Linked DNA regions of Homo sapiens: region 2 is linked to region 1. A link is an interaction called in ENCODE POLR2A ChIA-PET data of the cell type or tissue named here. Cell type or tissue: PC-3. All regions are shown on one strand. Links, peaks and the distances in the headings refer to the core of each region. The heading gives the core; the rest is flanking DNA.

The links. Peaks named below come from ENCODE experiments on the same cell type or tissue, not always from the same donor. Only the 100,000 strongest peaks of a DNase experiment are listed, where the experiment ranks them.
Region 2: POLR2A ChIA-PET joins it to region 1 with 7 read pairs; 1 of 35 experiments calls an interaction of 5 or more read pairs at or near these places.

What each region holds. Positions count from the first base shown.
Region 1 is chr5:147,792,232-147,802,036 of GRCh38, forward strand. No RefSeq gene overlaps it. Among named protein-coding and RNA genes, the nearest start is that of JAKMIP2, 14 kb to the left of the region's middle. In PC-3, for the core only: no CTCF peak of the experiment used is centred there; DNase peaks (open chromatin) are centred at 4,500 and 4,870; H3K4me3 peaks cover 963 bases; H3K27ac peaks cover 1,977 bases.
Region 2 is chr5:148,141,125-148,150,929 of GRCh38, forward strand. No RefSeq gene overlaps it. Among named protein-coding and RNA genes, the nearest start is that of SPINK14, 23 kb to the right of the region's middle. RefSeq lists a silencer at 4,862-5,156. In PC-3, for the core only: no CTCF peak of the experiment used is centred there; DNase peaks (open chromatin) are centred at 4,997 and 6,507; H3K4me3 peaks cover 1,811 bases; H3K27ac peaks cover 3,526 bases.

The DNA of each region.
Region 1 (9,805 bases), core at 1,075-9,074:
CTAGAGTTGTCTGGCAGAGGTCTTCACAGCTCAGTGCTCAGAACTTCATGCTTCTCCTCTGTTCAACAGAACTGTAAACTCTGCAGACCCTGCTTCTCTAGGGTCCCTTCCAGTGGAAGCTCCTCTTGCAAAGCCTAACACTATGTAGTCATTTTTCTCCACAGAGTTATGGTGATTGTGCTTTTGGGCAACGCAGAGAATCAGCAGACTTTACACTACAGAGAAACTCTTGGAGTCACTTACATCATCCCAACTCCATGCATATGGAGATTTTATATTATGATGTAAGAAATTGGGCCAGAGCCTTTTCCAGAGTTTGGAATACTTGGCTTTCAATATGGGAGCAGAGTATCAGTGGTAAAATTCAAGACTCTTTGGTTATTTTTATTTATTTATTTTTGAGACATTGTCTCTCTCTGTTGCCCAGGCTGGAGTGCAGTGGCGCAATCTTGGCTCACTGCAACCTCTACTTCCCGGGTTTAAGCGATTCTCCTGCCTCAGCCTCCTGAGTAGCTGGGACTGCAGGCGTGCGCCACCACACCCGGCTAATTTTCTTGGTATTTTTAGTAGAGACGGGTTTCACTGTGTTAGCCAGGATGGTCTCAATCTCCTGACCTCATGATCCGCCCGCCTCGGCCTCCCAAAGTACTGGGATTACAGGCTTGAGCCAACGCATCAGGTTGACTGTTCTGTTATTACACCATCTTCTTATCTCCTGAAAGGCCTCGTGTGTAATAATGCTATGAATAGTGAATTTACCCTTCCTTTTCAGCCTACCATATTATTCTAGGTGAGGCTTTCAAAGTCACTATATTAGGTGCAAATTAACACTGAGTGAGAAAAATGTCACTGCTTTCTGCATTTCCAAACAGCTCAATTTCCAATCCTTCCTTATTTTACATATAGTCACTGAGTAAGTGGAGACCCAGAAAGGAGGAATAGGTTACATGGCTTCATTACTATTTTCCCCAGATTCCCAGAAGCTGTGATCTGCCTTTGTAACATGGAACAATTTTTTTTTAGCATTTTTATTTTATTTTATTTTATTTTTTCTTTTTTTTATTATTATTATACTTTAAGTTTTAGGGTACATGTGCACAATGTGCAGGTTAGTTACATATGTATACATGTGGCATGCTGGTGTGCTGCACCCATTAACTCGTCATTTAGCATTAGGTATATCTCCTAATGCTATCCCTCCCCACTCCTCCCACCCCATAACATTCCCCAGAGCGTGATGTTCCCCTTCCTGTGTCCATGTGTTCTCATTGTTCAATTCCCATCTATGAGTGAGAACATGCGGTGTTTGGTTTTTTGTCCTTGCGATAGTTTACTGAGAATGATGATTTCCAATTTCATCCATGTCCCTGCAAAGGACATGAACTCATCATTTTTATGGCTGCATAGTATTCCATGGTGTATATGTGCCACATTTTCTTAATCCAGTCTATCACTGTTGGACATTTAGGTTGGTTCCAAGTCTTTGCTATTGTGAATAGTGCCACAATAAACATACATGTGCATGTGTCTTTATAGCAGCATGATTTATAGTCCTTTGGGTATATACCCAGTAATGGGATGGCTGGGTCAAATGGTATTTCTAGTTCTTGATCCCTGAGGAATCGCCACACTGACTTCCACAATGGTTGAACTAGTTTACAGTCCCACCAACAGTGTAAAAGTGTTCCTATATCTCCACATCCTCTCCAGCACCTGTTGTTTCCTGACTTTTTAATGATTGCCATTCTAACTGGTGTGAGATGGTATCTCATTGTGGTTTTGATTTGCATTTCTCTGATGGCCAGTGATGATGAGCATTTTTTCATGTGTCTTTTGGCTGCATAAATGTCTTCTTTTGAGAAGTGTCTGTTCATATCCTTTGCCCACTTTTTGATGGGGTTGTTTGTTTTTTTTCTTGTAAATTTGTTTGAGTTCATTGTAGATTCTGGATATTAGCCATTTGTCAGATGAGTAGGTTTTTTAAATATAAGAGCAAAAGAAGATATAGCATACTGAGAGTCATGCAAATTCCACTGTAATTCTAGAGATTTGCTAGCCTTCACAATCAGGCGTATATTTTTATTCTTCCTTTTGATACAGTGGTGTGTCTAATGACTATCTGGTTCAAACACCTAATTATTGGAGTTAAAACAGTGTGAATCAGACGCAATGGATCTAATATTTTCTCCATTTTTCCAACCATTTCTGTCTTGGCCCTGGGATATTATAGCATAGAGAAGTCACAGAAGAGAAAAGTGCTTTGCATTATACAATGCCCTAATTTCCCAGAATTTTCTGGAAAATGGCCTGGGTCTGACTTTATGCAAAGATCATAAGTACGGAGACAAGAGTATATTTGCTTTATGTACCTTCCCTGAAGGAGAAATCTTCATGTCCTAGATCTAAGTATGAGATATCAGACTTAGAAAGAATAATTTATACCTAATTACAGCCTCTGTGACTGAATTAGACCAAGTCAAAGGCCTGGTCTTTTATAGATCATAATAACAATGTCTCCTATTTCTTGAATCAAAGGTTGTAATAAATATTAAATTCTGTTTTTTGAGCTCTGTCCCACAGATTATCCTGAGTAAGGTGCTATAAATGAGATTTTAGAAGCAGATTGTATGAGACCAAGATAAAGCAGCTTCAGGCTTAGGCTACTAACATCTCTTGTGCTTCCCATTTTTAAAAAAATCTAAGCCTTAACTAATCTATTACAAACTAATTCTGTGCTTCATTCAGTGTCCTCAACCTTCATACTTTCCTCCACTTGACACCCTATTTTCAGATCAGAGAAACCCCTGTATAAAACAGAGGATGAGAAAATGAAGATGATTGAGACTAACAATTCCAAGTACATGATAATTCTTAGTAATGTCTTACTAAGATAATTCATAGTAATTTCTTAATCCAGGGACTAGTTTGAGGGACCAAACTTAAAGGGGAATCCTAATGCTATTCCTCTCCTTTTCCTTTAACATGTATGTGAGTAATGTGTCACTGATATTCCTACCGTCCCCTCCTCCATCCACACCTTCAGTAGAGAAGTGGCTCCATGACTGTCATCAGGATTTCCGTAAAACCCTCAGTTTTGGGGAACTGCAGTTGGATGTGGATGAGAACTGCAACTGGAAACTAGAACTGCACCTTTCTTCCCCAATGAAAAGGCTTTAGAAGACATCTCATTTAAATCTTTTCTCCAGTTTTGCTTCAATTAAAAGTTCATCAATGAAATGCTCAGTCTCACCTCTCCCAACACTGTCCCCAGAACTTTATAAGTCTAACCATCAAGGCCAGGATCTTTTCAGATCATGCCTTCTCACAGGACCTTTACTGTAGTCAAGAATCATCTCACTGAAGACAGGCCACAGAGGAATAATAGAACCATTTGCTTTTATCATATACATTTTCATCTCTCCAAGATCCATTCCCACTCTAAATTTTCTTTGTGGCAAAATTTTAAGATGCAGTCTTTAAAGGGAGATTTTTTTTTTCATTGAGCCACCTTTGAGTACCCTAGATGTGCTTAGAAGAAGTGTCAATAATCCAAAGCTTATTATCAGGGACCAGTCTTTGAGACAAGGCTTCATGTCTGTCTTAGAATTTGTAATCTGATTTGCGCTGACCCTTCTTTTTATGTCTCCCATATACATTTGGGCAGATGGACAAAGTTTACTGGGAAACACTTAGCCTGCCTTCTCTTAAAAGCTACAGGCGGAACTTCACTCATAGGTTGCCACACTGAGGGGAGCCCTTTGGTGACATCTAGTCACCCTGTGCCTCCACTTTTATGTGGCGCAGTGAATGCTGTCTCTTCCTAGATCCATGTGAGTCTGGTCTTCATGACTAGAACAGATCATTGGGAATTGTCTTATAAGATCAGATTATTATAAAAATAGCTTCTGTTGATGAGGTTGTGGAGGAACAGATACTCATAGGTTGCATGTGTGAACAAAAGTTGGTAGTGAGATGGGGGGGTGCAGGAGGAAGAGAGAAAGCGAGCGAGAGAGAGTGAGATTGCTGACATGTATATGCCAGATCTGTCTGCTCAGAGGGCCTGGTAGCAATGACACAACAATATCCAGAGCATGAATTCTAAAGGTCATACTTCATTAAAAGAAAATAAATCAGGACTCATTGGACAAAATGGCTGATTCCAGATCTGTGGCAATAAAGATAAAATGAGCCTGGAACATCTTGCTGTTGTAGAAAGTAAAGAAGTACTTAAAGAAAGATGGAAATACTTCAAAAGTCAAAGGAACCAGCTTGAAAGGAGTGGCATTCACAAAATCTGAAAGAGTTTGGGCATCAAAAGATTAATAATAGTAGTGGAATGTAATTCATATAATAAAATTAGAATCCATGATTCCATTCTTTTATAAATAAATAAAATGAAATAAACAGGGAGGAAAGCTTTTTCTTACAGCAGAATGCCAACTCATAACTATAAAAGGAATGATCCATCATTTGGGAAATCAGCATTTAGCAAACATCATAGTAATATTCTAAGGATGAATCATCAATGCTAAAACTAATGGGTAAATGTTTGATGAGGAAGAGGATATTTATGGAGTGTCAGACTATATCTCTACAAGGTCCCCCTCCCATTCTTTACAAGGGGAAAAGGAATAACTTTACAGTGAAGAAACCTAGTTGGTACCAGAATTCCCCCTTATCCTTAGTTTTGCTTCACACAGTTTCTATTACTTGCAATCAATTGCAGTTTAAAAATATCAAGTTAGAAATTACAGAAATAAATAATTCCTAAGTTTTAAATTGTGCACCATTCTGAGTGCGATGATGAAATCTCTCATGTTCCTACTCTGTTCCACCTGAGACATGAATCATCCCTTTGTCCAGCATGTTCACGCTGTATACACTACCTGCCTGTTAGTAACGTAGTAGCTCTCTCAGTTATTAGATCAACTGTGACGGTATTGCAGTCTTTGTGTTCAAGTAACTTGTTCTACTTAAGCGATTAAACGTAGTGAGCAAGGCATGTCAAAAGCCAAGATAGACTTAAAGCTAGTTCTCTTATGCCAAACAGTTAGCCAAGTTGTGAATTCAAAGGAAAAGTGCTTGAGGAAAATTCAAATGATAAGAAAGTGAAACAGCCTTATTACTGTTATGTTATTATGAAGAAAGTTTGAGTGGTCTGGATAGAAGATAAAACCAGCCACAATATTCCCTTAAGCCAAAGCCTAATCTAGAGTAAGGCCCTAACTGTCTTCAATTCTACAAGGCTGAAAGAGGTGAGAAAGCTACAGAAGAAAAGTTGGAAGCTAGCAGAAGTTAGTTCATGAGGTTTAAGGAAAGAAGCCATCTCCATAACAGAAAAGTGCAAAGTGAAACAGCAAGGGCTTATGTAGAAGCTGCAGGAAACCACTCAGAAGATCTAACTAGCTAAGATCATTGATGAAGGTGGCCATATTATACTACAGATTTTCATTGCAGACAAAAGAGCCTTCTATTAGAAGACGTTACCATCTAGAACATCCTAAAGAGGAAAAGTCAGTGCCTGGCTTCCGAGCTTCAGAGGACAAACTGACTTGTTAGGGGACAGCAGCTGTGACCTGAAATTGAAGCCAGGGTTCATTTACCACTCTGAAAATGCTGGAGCACTTAAAGAATGATGCCAAATCTACTCTGCCTATGCTCTGCAAATGAAACAACAAAGCCTGAATGACAGCACTTCTGTCTACAGCATGGTTTATTGAATATTTTAAACCCAATATTGAGAATTACTGCTCAAAAAAGTGATCCCTTTCAAAATATTTCTACTCACTAATAAGGTACCCAGTTACCCAAGAGCTCTGATGAAGATGTACAAGGAGATTAACGTTGTTTTTCATGATTGTTAACATAATGTTCATTTTCAACCTATGGTTCAGGGAGTCATTTTGACTTTCAAGTCTTATTATTTAATTCATTTCACAAGGCTATAGCTATCATAGATAGTGATTCTTGGGAAGGATCTGTGTAAAGTGAAAGTCTCCTGGAAAGGATTCATTATTCTGGATGCCATGAAGATCATTCGACATTCATGGAAGGAAGTCAAAAGATCAACATTAGTAGGAGTTTTGAAGAACTTGATTCTACCCTTATGAATGATTTTGAGGATTCAAGACTTCAATGGAGGAAATAACTGCAGTTATGGTGGAAATAGCAAGAGCACTGGAATTAGAAGTAGACTCTGAAGATGTGCCTGTATTCCTGCTATCTCATGATACAACTTTCACAGATGAGGACGAGGAGTTGCATCTTATCGATGACCAAAGAAAAGTGGTTTCTTGAAATGAAAACTACCCCTGGTGAAGATGCTGTGAACCTTGTTGAAATAGCAGCAAGGCATTTATAGTATTACATCAATTTAGTTGATAAAGCAGTGGCAGGGTTTGAGAGGATTGGCTACAATTTTGAAAGAAGTTCCATTGTGAGTAAAATGCTTTCAAACAACATTGGTGGCTATAAAGAAATCTTTCATAAAAGGAAGAGTCGATTGTTGTGGCAGACTCCACTGTTGTCTTACTTTAAAATATTGCCACACCACTCCAGCCTTCAACAACTCCCACCCTGGTCAGTCAGCAGCATCAGTATCGAGGCAAGCAAACAATTATGACTTCCTGAATGCTCAGATGATCATTAGCATTTTTTAGCAACAAAATATTTTAAATTAAGCTATGCGCATTGTTTTTTTAAGGCATAATGCTATTGCACACTTAATAGACTGCAGTACAATGTAAACATAACTTTTATACGCACTGGGAAACAAAAAAAATTCCTGTGACTTGCTTTATTCTGATATTCACTTTATTGTGGTCTGGACCAAACCTGTAACTTCACTAAAGTATGCCCATATATAGGGTTCAGTACTTTCTGCAGCATTAGGCATCCACTGAGGCTGTTGGAACATATCCCCCAGATTAGGGGATAGAGGGGGCTACTGTATCTCTCTAATCAAGTGATCAAAGTTAACATCACCAAGAGTAGAATGAACAGACATCCTATATATCTCTCTCTCTTTGTTTTTTTGTTTTTGTTTGTTTGTTTGTTTGTTTGTTTTGACAGAATCTAACTCTGTCGCCCAGGCTGGAGTGCAGTGGCATGAACTTGGCTCACTGCAATCTCTGCCTCCTGGGTTCAAGTGATAAGTGATTTTCCTGCCTTAGCCTCCTGAGTAGCTGGGACTACAGGTGCATGCCACCACACTAGGCTAATTTTTGTATTTTTAGTAAAGACGGGGTCTCCCCATGTTGGCCCGGATGGCCTTGAACTCCCGACCTCAGGTGATCTGCCTGCCTCAGCCTCCCAAAGTGCTGAGATTACAGGCGTGAGCCACCACGCCTGGCCCTGTGTCTCCTTAACATCATGCACTCAAAAGGACACAGCATCACTTCTGAGGTATTTCTACCAAAATGCATAATCTGATTCTAATCAGATAAAATAAAAGTTTTGTTTCTGTAATTGGTTAACTCCCCCAAGAGGATAAAGCCAACCAATAAATGACTGAATAAAGAAAATGCACACAGTTAAGAGTAAATAAGTAAAGCAGACACTAGAAGAGATAGGAGATGAGATGTATGTTTTCTCCCTTTGACTCTGCAGGTCCTTCTTCATGGTTCATATGTGACAGGAGTACTCAGCTGAGTTTTTGAATGCCTGGGGTATCATCTTAGCCCTGGCCCTGGTCCAGCAACAATTTGCATTGTTGACCAAATTTTGATGTAATTATTTTCAGTAAAGTATAGTTCAAATGTCTTGTAGAGCCTACTTACATAAAAGAATTTAAAAAGAGCCAAACTCTGCATTTTCCATCCTCTTATAAATCTTACTGCATTGGCACTGATATAATTTTTAGACCAGTCCATGCTAAAAGGAGCATTCTTCAAGTATAGTGCAGTAAAGAGCATTTAGAATATGTTGTCTGAAATGGAGAAGAGTTTCCTACAAATAAGCACATAGGAAGAAAAATCCCAGTGAAAATGGCAGGGAGAGCAGGACTAACCAGTAGGTCAAGGCAAGCAAACACGGTGGGAACAAGTTAAAGGTAGGGGCAGATTGCAGGATCCAGGTTCTGCAATACCATCCAGACAACATTATGCAAATCTTTAAAAAGAAGCCTTTTAGTCAAAGTCTCCCATTGATATTTAAAGTAATCTCAAAGGCCTGAGAACCAGTATTTTTGACAAAAAGAAAATTCTCATATGCTTTAGTATAGATGCATCATCCCTGGTTTAAGCACTGAAAATTGGTAATTTTGTATTTACGTAATGGCTTTAGAAATACTAGATTTTATATCAAAGACTAGATTGATTTATGATCTAACATAAATAGTAACATAAAAGAGGTAACTTAAATAGCTCCCTCTTGTTCTAATGAAATATATTTTCCGTTGACTACAGACTGAGAGACATAGCAACAAGGAATGCAAACTCCTTTGATTCCATATGGTGAAATGAAAACCTTGGCTCATCCATCATTCTTTACCAGTTGCTTTGAGCAAATAAATGCAGAGTTCTATCCTAGGAGAAGTGACTCCAGTTTTCCTCGATTATCAATTCAAAATCCTCTTGTGTGTAGCAAGGAGGACATACCCATTTAAATTAAGTTGATCTGGGAGACCAATGTACATGTCTTAAACTTGGTCTGCCTGGGACAGCAGATACATCCAGCCACAACTACTGAGAAAACAGCAAGATAAACAGGTAAAGATAAGGATTTAGAAGCGGCATCAAGTGCATGCCTAAATGAACCTGGGACTTGGCAGTGAGAATTACAGACCTTAGCTGAGATGAAGGGAAGGGAACACTAAAAATAGCCTTGACCTTGATGTGAGTATGATGTGAGCCCGGGAAATCCTACCTGAATGCGTCTTTGTTTTACTGTGGCCCTTACCTTACATTTTCTGGCCAATGTTGTCCTTGATGGCCCTATATATGTGCTTTTCATTCTCTTACACATAAATTGATCTCTTCAAGTTCAGGGGGAGCAACTGATCCTAGGAATCCTTACGTATCCAAAGGCAATTGCTGATGATTGTCCTGGGGATGTTTAACCGGTTCCTATAAGGTGGAGGCATCATGCCGAAGAAACTTAAGTGTATACCCCTCTCTACTTTTTCATTTCCAAGGGGAATTAGACAGCTTGGGATTTCATGGATGTCCAAGGGTAGACATCAGAAGTCAGGAAGGACAGAGGCTGATGTTTCTATTGATGCTCAATTTTCTGTTTTCCTTTTCAAAGAAAGAAAAAGGAGTGGTCCCTAAAATTCTCTTATTCTGGTTAGCTGGTGTCAAGGCCACAGTGGGCATCATAAACACCACCAGGTCTTCCTGCCTAGGTCTTCTATGTTCTAAGAGTAACTTTGTGTTGGGCAATACAGGGCTGTCCAGGTTACATGGGTCATAGTGGAAAGGGCAGTGTTATCTGCTGGGTAAACTTCACCCCATCTAGGTAAATTTACAGGAAAGGGCAGAGTTATCTGCTGGGTAAAACTTCACCCTTTCTAGGTAAATTCACAATTTCCTCTCTTGAGACCAAAACGTAGACCTTCCCACTGCTAAACTAATTCTGCCATAGTGGCAAACTCTTCCTTAACTTTTTGCCTCCCACCTGAAACTGATCCCCAGATAATGCTATCTCAAGAAAGCAAGTGCTGCTCAGGGGTTTGGAGGCCTAACTCTCTGTCCTAGCCTGGCTTGGTGACACTCCAAGGGAGTATTTCACACATGTTCCTTAGAAGATGTTGAATTATTTCTCTTTTATCATTCATAACTTAATGTCATTGATACAAGTCTGTCTC
Region 2 (9,805 bases), core at 1,121-9,120, 350 kb after region 1:
TTTGCAACTTGTCTACGCTTTGTGCCTTTCCACACCTTCAAACACCAACAACATTCTTCATTTTACGATAATAACAGTAATAATTTTTAAAAGTTCACTTTTATAAAAAACTTAATATGTGCTTGAAATCAAGAAAAACACATAGAGAAGCTCACATTTGTACCCCAAATCTATGTGCTATTTTATGGATTGAATATCATTCCCCCAAAATTTGCAGGTTAAACCCTAGCCCCCACAGTAACTGTATTTAGAGATAGAGCTATTAGGGAGGTAATTAAGGTTAAATGGAATTATAAGGGAAAGACCCTAATCTAACAGGATTGGTGTCCTTATAAAAAGAGGAAGAAACACCAGAGATCTCTCTCTGAATGTGCACAAGGAAGGGTCATTTGAGGACATAGCAAAAAGGCAACCACCTGTAAACCAGGATGAGAGCCTTCACCAGAAACGGGATTTTCTGGCACCTAGGTCTTGGACTTTTCGTCTCCAGAGTGTGAGAAAATACATTTTTGTTGTTTAAACCACCCAGCCTGTGGTACTTCGTTATAGCAGCAGAGCTAACTAGTGTAGTTGTGGCCTTCCTGATTGACTTTGACCAAGGTTACTCCAATATCTAACCCAGTTAGATTATGAATGAGTCCTCAAATGACACTCGCTGAGGACCTTACTAATGATGATGTCCCAAACTGCTCTTTTCATAGAAAGAAGCAGAATAGGACATCCTGTTCTTTCCTGGGCACCATCCTGGCACAGAGATCCCCTTTTCTTTCCAGTACTGAAATTAATCTTTTAAGTAAATAACATATGACAATAAATCATTCTTCAAGCATGAAGAGAGAACAGAGAGAAAGATTGTCACTTTTTGATAGGTGCCTGGAAAAAACATCAATTAAAATATTTTTCTTTCTTGATAGAATTTTCATTTGACCATGTAAAAGTTTTTCTTGGATTATTTTGAGGGATGATGCGCTGTCTTGCTGCAAGTCATTCTAGGTACTTTATTTTAATTTGCTATAGTGCTTTTAACTATTTCTCAAGTCTATGGACATCTTGCATTCTACATTATTATTATTATTATTTTGAGATGGAGTTTCGGTCTGGTTGCCCAGGCTGGAGTGCAGTGGCACAATCTTGGTTCACTGCAACCTCTGCCTCCTGGGTTCAAGCGATTCTCCTTTCAGCCTCCTGAGTAGCTGAGATTACAGGCGCGGGCAACCACGCCTGGCTAATTTTTTGTATTTTTAGTAGAGACAGAGTTTCACCATGTTGGCCAGGCTGGTCTCAAACTCCTGACCTTAGGAGATCCACCTGCCTCGGCCTCCCAAAGTGCTGGGATTACAGGCATGAGCCACCGCATGTGGCCTCTACCTTATTTTTTAACATGTATTTTCTACCCTCTTTCTCACTTCAGCAGACTTTTGCGATAGCCTTCTGCAATACACTTGTTTGTAATACGAATAATTCACATTCATAGGGGAAGGAGGTCATGGAAGACTTTCAGAATAAAGCTGCATCTTTACTGAGATGAGAAAAATTAGTATAGAGTTTGGAGAGACAAAAATTCTAAAATGGAAGGAAAAAGGGGAAGAGAAGGACCAAGAATGGATAAAGTGGTTGTGCTAGGAAGAGGGGGCAAGTGTAGAAGGGAAGGAGAGCAACACAAGGGCTGTATCTTTTACAATTTGTTTGTTTTCAAATGACCTCTTCAAAACACAGATCTGTTCAATTTCCCAACTCAAATTGGTTGAAAAATCCTACTCAGCAGCCAAACTTCATTAGAACAAAGCAAAACTAGGCAAACCTGAAATCTATGCATTCTCCTTGTCTTCCTCTTTCAGTTTTATCCTTCATGTAATCACAAAATTTGATAAACATTTGGTTCCAGCTATCATCCTTCCTTCCTGATTGACTACAACAGCTTTTTTTTTTATTATTATACTTTAAGTTTTACGGTACATGTGCACATTGTGCAGGTTAGTTACATATGTATATATGTGCCATGCTGGTGCACTGCACCCACTAACTCGTCATCTAGCTTTAGGTATATCTCCCAATGCTATCCCTCCCCCCTCCCCCCACCCCACAACAGTCCCCAGAGTGTGATATTCCCCTTCCTGTGTCCATGTGATCTCATTGTTCAATTCCCACCTATGAGTGAGAATATGCGGTGTTTGGTTTTTTTGTTCTTGCGATAGTTTACTGAGAATGATGATTTCCAATTTCATCCATGTCCCTACAAAGGACATGAACTCGTCATTTTTTATGGCTGCATAGTATTCCATGGTGTATATGTGCCACATTTTCTTAATCCAGTCTATCATTGTTGGACATTTGGGTTGGTTCCAAGTCTTTGCTATTGTGAATAATGCCGCAATAAACATACGTGTGCATGTGTCTTTATAGCAGCAAGATTTATAGTCCTTTGGGTATATACCCAGTAATGGGATGGCTGGGTCAAATGGTATTTCCAGTTCTAGATCCCTGAGGAATCGCCACACTGACTTCCACAATGGTTGAACTAGTTTACAGTCCCACCAACATTGTAAAAGTGTTCCTATTTCCCCACATCCTCTCCAGCACCTGTTGTTTCCTGACTTTTTAATGATTGCCATTCTAACTGGTGTGAGATGGTATCTCATTGTGGTTTTGATTTGCATTTCTCTGATGGCCAGTGATGGTGAGCATTTTTTCATGTGTTTTTTGGCTGCATAAATGTCTTCTAAACAGAGCCCTCAGAAATAATGCCGCATATCTACAACTATCTGATCTTTGACAAACCTGAGAAAAACAAACAATGGGGAAAGGATTCCCTATTTAATAAATGGTGCTGGGAAAACTGGCTAGCCATATGTAGAAAGCTGAAACTGGATCCCTTCCTTACACCTTATACAAAAATCAATTCAAGATGGATTAAAGACTTAAACATTAGACCTAAAACCATAAAAACCCTAGAAGAAAACCTAGGCATTACCATTCAGGACATAGGCATGGGCAAGGACTTCATGTCTAAAACACCAAAAGCAATGGCAACAAAAGACAAAATTGACAAATGGGATCTAATTAAACTAAAGAGCTTCTTCACAGCAAAAGAAACTACCATCAGAGTGAACAGGCAACCTACAAAATGGGAGAAAATTTTCGCAACCTACTCATCTGACAAAGGGCTAATATCCAGAATCTACAATGAACTCCAACAAATTTACAAGAAAAAAACAAACAACCCCATCAAAAAGTGGGTGAAGGACATGAACAGACACAACAGCTTTATAACAGATCTCAGTGCTGTACTCCTTTCTCCTTCATTCCCTTCTCCCCTGTGGTAATTATCTAAAGTTAGGATTTGATGGTATTGTGCTTAAAACCTTGAAGTGGCTTCTTCTGACACATGAATGCTCTGTTTACCTCTTCAGCCTCAACACTTGTGTTTCTCTCCTTCCTGTCTACACTTGAATGATTTTCTTGAAATTGTTTCCACATGTCCCCTCTTCCTAACATAACCACTCTATCCATCCCTGCTCCTTCTCTTCCCCTTTTTCTTTCCACTTTAGAAATTTTGCCTCCCCAAACTCTATACTATTTTTTTTCATCTCGGTAAAGATGCTGCTTTATTCTAAAAGCCTTCCATGACCTACTTCCCCATATGAATGTGAATTATTTATTCATTTGTTATGCTCCTATAACACCCTGTTCTTACACCTATATTACCCACTGTCACTGTTTACTAGCTACTTATTTACAAGTTGGTCTGTCTCACTGGAATGTGACTTCTTTAAAAAGAGACAGTTTATTATTGTTTTTATCCCTACTGCTGAATGCGATGCTGGGCATGAAGCAATTGCTCATTAAAAGTTGTTGAGTAAACTTAGACCTTTAAGATAAGAATTTTAAAAGGAAGTAATATTTAGGGCAGACACTCTCAGTTCTGATCAGTAACATAAAGCCTCTACAAGGATAGAGAAGGGAACTTATTTTTCAAAGAACTTAGGGATTCTGCATTCTCTTCCAGGTACAGATTAAAAATTGTTAGCACTGATGGAAACAGCTGGCATTGTTGGAAATAAGCTAGCTCCATGAAATATGAACTTATGAAATGTACCCATCTCCCTCTGAAGAAGGCTATAATCATGAGGTGGTTCTCAGAAATACTAGATAAGCTGCAGCTAAAAAGGAGGGCAAAGAGTAGCATGACCCCAGAAAAAAATATCCTGTTAAGTGTATTTTTTTTTTTGTAATTAACATTGTACTTTCAACTAATTAATTGTTTTTTATTAGCTAAATACATAATGTGTAGTTGACAAAGATCTCAATCAGGAAAAGGTATTTCTTTAAGGTTGATAAGATCCTGGATTGACAGAACTGGAAGAGACTTAGAGATAATTTATCCAATATCCTTAATACATGGAGATCCTGAAGCTGAGAGGAACAGTGATTTTCTGAGCAAACCTAAGTGAGTATAAATCAGAAATAAAAATTTAAGTGAATGGCTTGTAATCTCATGTTCTTTACACCACATCCTTTAGCCTCATGAATCCTAGTCTTGTGTTCTCTGTATAAATAATATTGTCTATCTGATTGTGTTTTCAGGCAAAAGGAATGGAATTTGTATTCAGTGATCTTAGAAAATTGTTAGTTATCTGCAGAAATGGTCACTTCTGCTTATTTGTAGAATATTTCAATTTTATATCTACAGGACATGAGGTAGAAAAAGTACACTTGTAGATTTAATCCGCATATAGCAATGGGGTTAGTGATAAAAAGTGAATTCCAATGCCTTGACTTACATGAAAGAAATCCACAGGGTCAGTTATACAATGAAAGGCTGTCAGCTATTATATTCTTACTTTGGAATCAACTTTGTTCCTGTAGTTTTAAGTAAAAAGAGTTGGCAGAAATTCTACTGCTAAGATCTCTAAAAGTGAGCTCTTAAACATATTTGCTTATGTTCTAGCCTTTGTTTGTAGAACAGGCATTGAGGAGTTGAACAGGAAATGTCACATTCTTTAGCCAGGAGCTATTCCTATACACTCAGAAGCAGCAGCTGGATGAGCTCCAGCTGTAAGGGTTTACTCAGGAACTTCTGGTAGGGATGCTCACCCTCAGATTAGCTGTCTTAGTTCATTTTGTTTTGCTATACAGAATATTTGAGGCTAGGTAAATTATAAAGGAAAGAGTTTTTTTTTTTTTTTTTTTTTTAGCTCATTGTTCTACAAGCTAAGTTCAAGAGCATAGCACCACATCTGGCTGGCTTCTGGTGAGGCGACATTCTGGGTCAAAACATGGTGGAGAAGCATTAAAGTGAGTGGCATGTTCAAAGAGATCTCATGGCAAGAGAGTAAGGAAGAGAGAGAATCTAGGAAGCTGAACTCAATTTTATAACACCTGCTTTCTGGTAACTAATCCAGTCCTTCAATAGTGAGAACCCACTCACTACCAAGGGAGGACATTAATCTATTCATGAGAAATACATATATTTTGGGGTTCTCCAAGGCTCAAACACCTTCCACTAGGCCTCACCTCCCAACATTTACACATCGGAGATCAAATTGCAACATGACCTTTGGCATGTTTAAATGCCATGTGGTTTGGCATGTGCTTTTCCTTGACAAATGAAGCAAATACCCTATCTTGAGTTAACAGACAATCATCATGGAAAAGGTCAATCTTGGATGTGGGAGGGACCCTGCCTTGTTTGTGTATTTATACCTGTATGGGATAGACCACTCTTCTCTCTCTGGACTCCTTGGCTCAGAGCAGCATATCTCCATCATTGGCATTCACCATCACTATGAAGGGCTTCACTGCTTTTGCCATCCTTGGTCTAGCAGTCACTGCTTGGGCTACCTCGCCATATGGCAAGTCAGGGTTTCTTTCCAATAGTCACGCGTTTATGTTAACTGTAATATATTCAGCCTTCATTAAATTATAAATGTTAATGTCTAAAGAAAATTTAGAAGGCATCTGTTTGAATTGGCCTGATTAACAAAAGTGAGTTGAGTCAGATCTTTAGTGTGAGGAAGAGAGACTGAGGAGAGGGATAAAAGGATTGTGGCTGTATGTTCCATTCCTGAGCAGGATCCCTCAGGTTTATGACTTGCCCTTTCAGAAACAACCTATAAAGCTTTGGGACCATAACCCATGCCATCCTACTCAGAGGATGCCCACAGGAACTCCTGGACATCTGTGACAGTCCTTTCTCAATAAACAGAGCTTTCCCCACTGGATTTTTTTTTTTTTTTAAATCAGAGCCACATGCATGTCTATCTTCATCCTGAGTTTGGACTTGCATGAAGAAATGGCCTCTTTTAGGGCTGGGCTGGGCAAGGACTATTGCTGGGAAATGGGTTTTGGTTACCATGAACAATGGGGATTTAGCTTTGCACTTCTAACTGTGCAATTTGTTCTTTCTCCAACTGCTCCTCTTCAACTGATTCTTGCTTCGCTCTCTTCTGGTGATCAAACAAAAGGGACAAAGGTGAGTGCAACCTTCTCTGTGTGGTATTTGTAAAAATGAAGTCATAGTGAATGTGTAAATAGAGCTGTGAAAGTAGCTAAACTGGCTCACAGTGGATTCACGTAACTCCTCTGGAGGTAAAAACATGTCTGCTCTGCGCCTTCCTGGTGGTATTTCCTTCTCTAAAGCTTGCACAAGGAACCTCTTCTCAAAAGAACCGCAGATAAAGTAAACTTTTATCTTTGTATAGTATTTTAAATTTTCTGAGCATTTTTCACATTCCTTATTCTTTTAGACTTTCATTAGAATCCTTAAAGGAGAGATTGATATTTCCTTGTTAAACAGAAAATTCCCTTATTATTTAGCGCATGTTCTGGTCTGTTTATTTCTGTAGCACAACACCTGGTCCATAGAAGTTCTTCAGATGTGTTTGTTGAAAAGCTGAAGAGGCTAGTTTTCTTTCCACTTCCTTCCCCTTCAACATCTTCATATAAGAATAGAATTTAATAATGGGAATACAGGGCATTATTTTTTGTTCCAACTATAGGTGAACTGTTCCAGATACATTAAAGGCTTAAAGACTGCATGCCCAAGAGACTGGAGACCAATATGTGGCACAGATCAGAAAACTTACAGTAATGAATGCATGTTTTGCATGCAAAACCAGGAAGTGTTATACTCAATTTGAAGCCCCAATTCGTCTTTTTTTATGATTATAAAGCCCACACTGGCCAAAATCTTGGTCTTTTAAAACATGGCTTGACAAATGCCACTTTTTGTGTGCTTCCTCAATACCCCATGCACAATGCTCTGTTAAAGTTGTGAAAAAGAAAAGCTTAGCTATATGTCTAAAGAAATATACATATATGTGTATATGTGGATTTACATATGTAAATATATATATGTGTATGTTTGTGTACTTGTTGGAAGTAATGGCAAAAACTGCAATTACTTTTGTACATATATATACATATATAAAATATATTGGTTATTCAACCAAATTCTCATTCACATTATACACTATCTTTTGGGTATTAGCTGTTACCTATATGCATTTGATACCCACATTGCATTTAAGGAAACAGTCTCAAGCAGGAAATATATATTGGTCACATTTTCATGAATCTCCTATACTTTTCTTCCTCCACAGGATAATTTTGAGGATAGCTATTTCTATTTAGGCTGTTAGCCATAGACACATAAAACCTTGTGAACTTATATGGAAATATATGACTTTGATCTATCCTTTAGAATTTGTGTTTCCTCTCATGATCGTCTAGAAAAGTTGAGGGAAGAGAATGATAGTACAAATGAATAGTTGGAATTAGCATATCCCCACCACTACTAGCACTACAAGTTTAATATTAAGTCTTTACTTTTAACAAGATCTGAGACTTTAGAAGAATGAAACAATGATTATTACCAGCCTTCCAGTAGTATGAATTCAATACTTTATGATTCATGGTTAAAATCATGGGCTTTGGTGTCAAACATTCGGATTAGAATCCAGACTCCACTTTGTAGATTATGCAAATACCCAAGTTACTACAAGCTTCAGTGTTCTTATCTCTAAGACAGAAATTATAATAGAATTTAGGATTCACTGTGATAAAGCATGCCAAATCTTAGCTAAGTAGCCAACACAGAGTGCTTTATAGAAGTAAGCTCCTTTTTTCTTATCTTTTTCTTCCTTCTTTTCTCCTATTTTCTAGTCCTTTTGAAAATTTAAAGTCAAGTGTCACAGCAAGTGTTATCCAGAATAAGGTCTCTCAGTATATGTTAGCTCACACACTAATGCAACCAGAAGAGATTAAAATTATATTATCTCATATCCTGTTTTTAGAGAGCAGAAATCTAATATTTAGAAAGAAGTGACTATACCAAAATTGTACAGACTTTAAGTGGCAGGGAAAGATTTGGGTGTATTTTCTTTTTCTTAATTGCAAAGTTAAGAATGTTTTCACACTATATTATGTCTTAGATTCTCACTGAATATTCACAGGATTTTAAAAAATGCTCAATCTACTTTTAGTGTTGATTTTATGTTTTTATATTCTTACTTGATTCAAAAATGTTCATATATTAAAGATGTTTACTATCAGTATTAACCAACTGGGATAGTTATTCAAGAAGAGCTTCTCATTCTCAGTCTAGGTCAGACAACAAAGAAATAACATATGACTATTTTACTCTATAGACTATGAAATCTCAAATTATCACATTATGCATTCAATAAAATCTTCTCTTCCAGAGATCAAGAATTTCAACTCAGAAAACTTCATGAAGGTAAATGTGTAAGTATATGCAGAAATTTTATTAATTCTTAATTCTTAATTCTTGATGTAAAATATGCCTCATTTTCGTAGAAAACAACCATTTAAAAATACATATTCTAAAAATTACCTATGACTATTTATATTCATAGATAAGGCATCTGGCCAACCTAAGCAGATCTGAAATATAGCAGAGGAAGAGTTCACAAACCTTATTTATAGCCCTTAATTGGAATATATTGCTATCCATATAGTTATTTTCTAACATTGCAATTAACTAGAAGGTTAAGGTGAGGATTTCAAGGAAAATTAGGAACTTAAGACGCTTTTATAACAATAAAAAAGTTATAAATAAAGTATGAAAAAATTTAAAAACAAGCGTAGACACAATTAATTCAGGGGTAAAAAGCTAGGTGGGTGGAGTGTCAATAATTCTAATAGAGTTTAAAATGTGATATAAGATAATTATAAACATGGGGTTGTGACAATAAAGACAGTTCATTTTTAGGACGGGCACCTAACCAAATTTGATGGGTGAGAAAGAGAAGTATCATCGTGAAACTGTTCTATAAGTAGTTAAAATGACATTTAAGAAGGAGTGGGAATTGTCCTGATAGATACAGTTGGTAAAAGTTAGGCAAGATAGGAAAACAGCAAGAGCAAAAGCACAAACATATCCAGGGGCAGGAAATACTTGGGAACTCAGTCCTGAGGTTTAATTAGAGTAAGATGCAGAAGACATTGCAGACAAACCTGAAGAGATAAGCATGAGTCAGGAGAGGATTATCTCCTAATGGAGAATCAGTTAAGTATTTGAAGAGCAATATCTATTTTGCTTTTTAAAAGATCAGTCTGGCATCAGTGTGGAGAGTGATTGAAACCTCAGATAAGCATAGAGAATGGGCAGAGAATTAGCAGAAAACTGGGGTCGTTTGAACAGGACATATTGAGGGCTTGAATAAAGTGGATGACAGTATGATGAGGAGAGGACTGACTCAGAAATGAAGTACCAGATAGAATCCACAAGGTGTATTCATCACTTAGATATAGGGAATTAGTGAGAGGGAGGGCCTAAACTGGA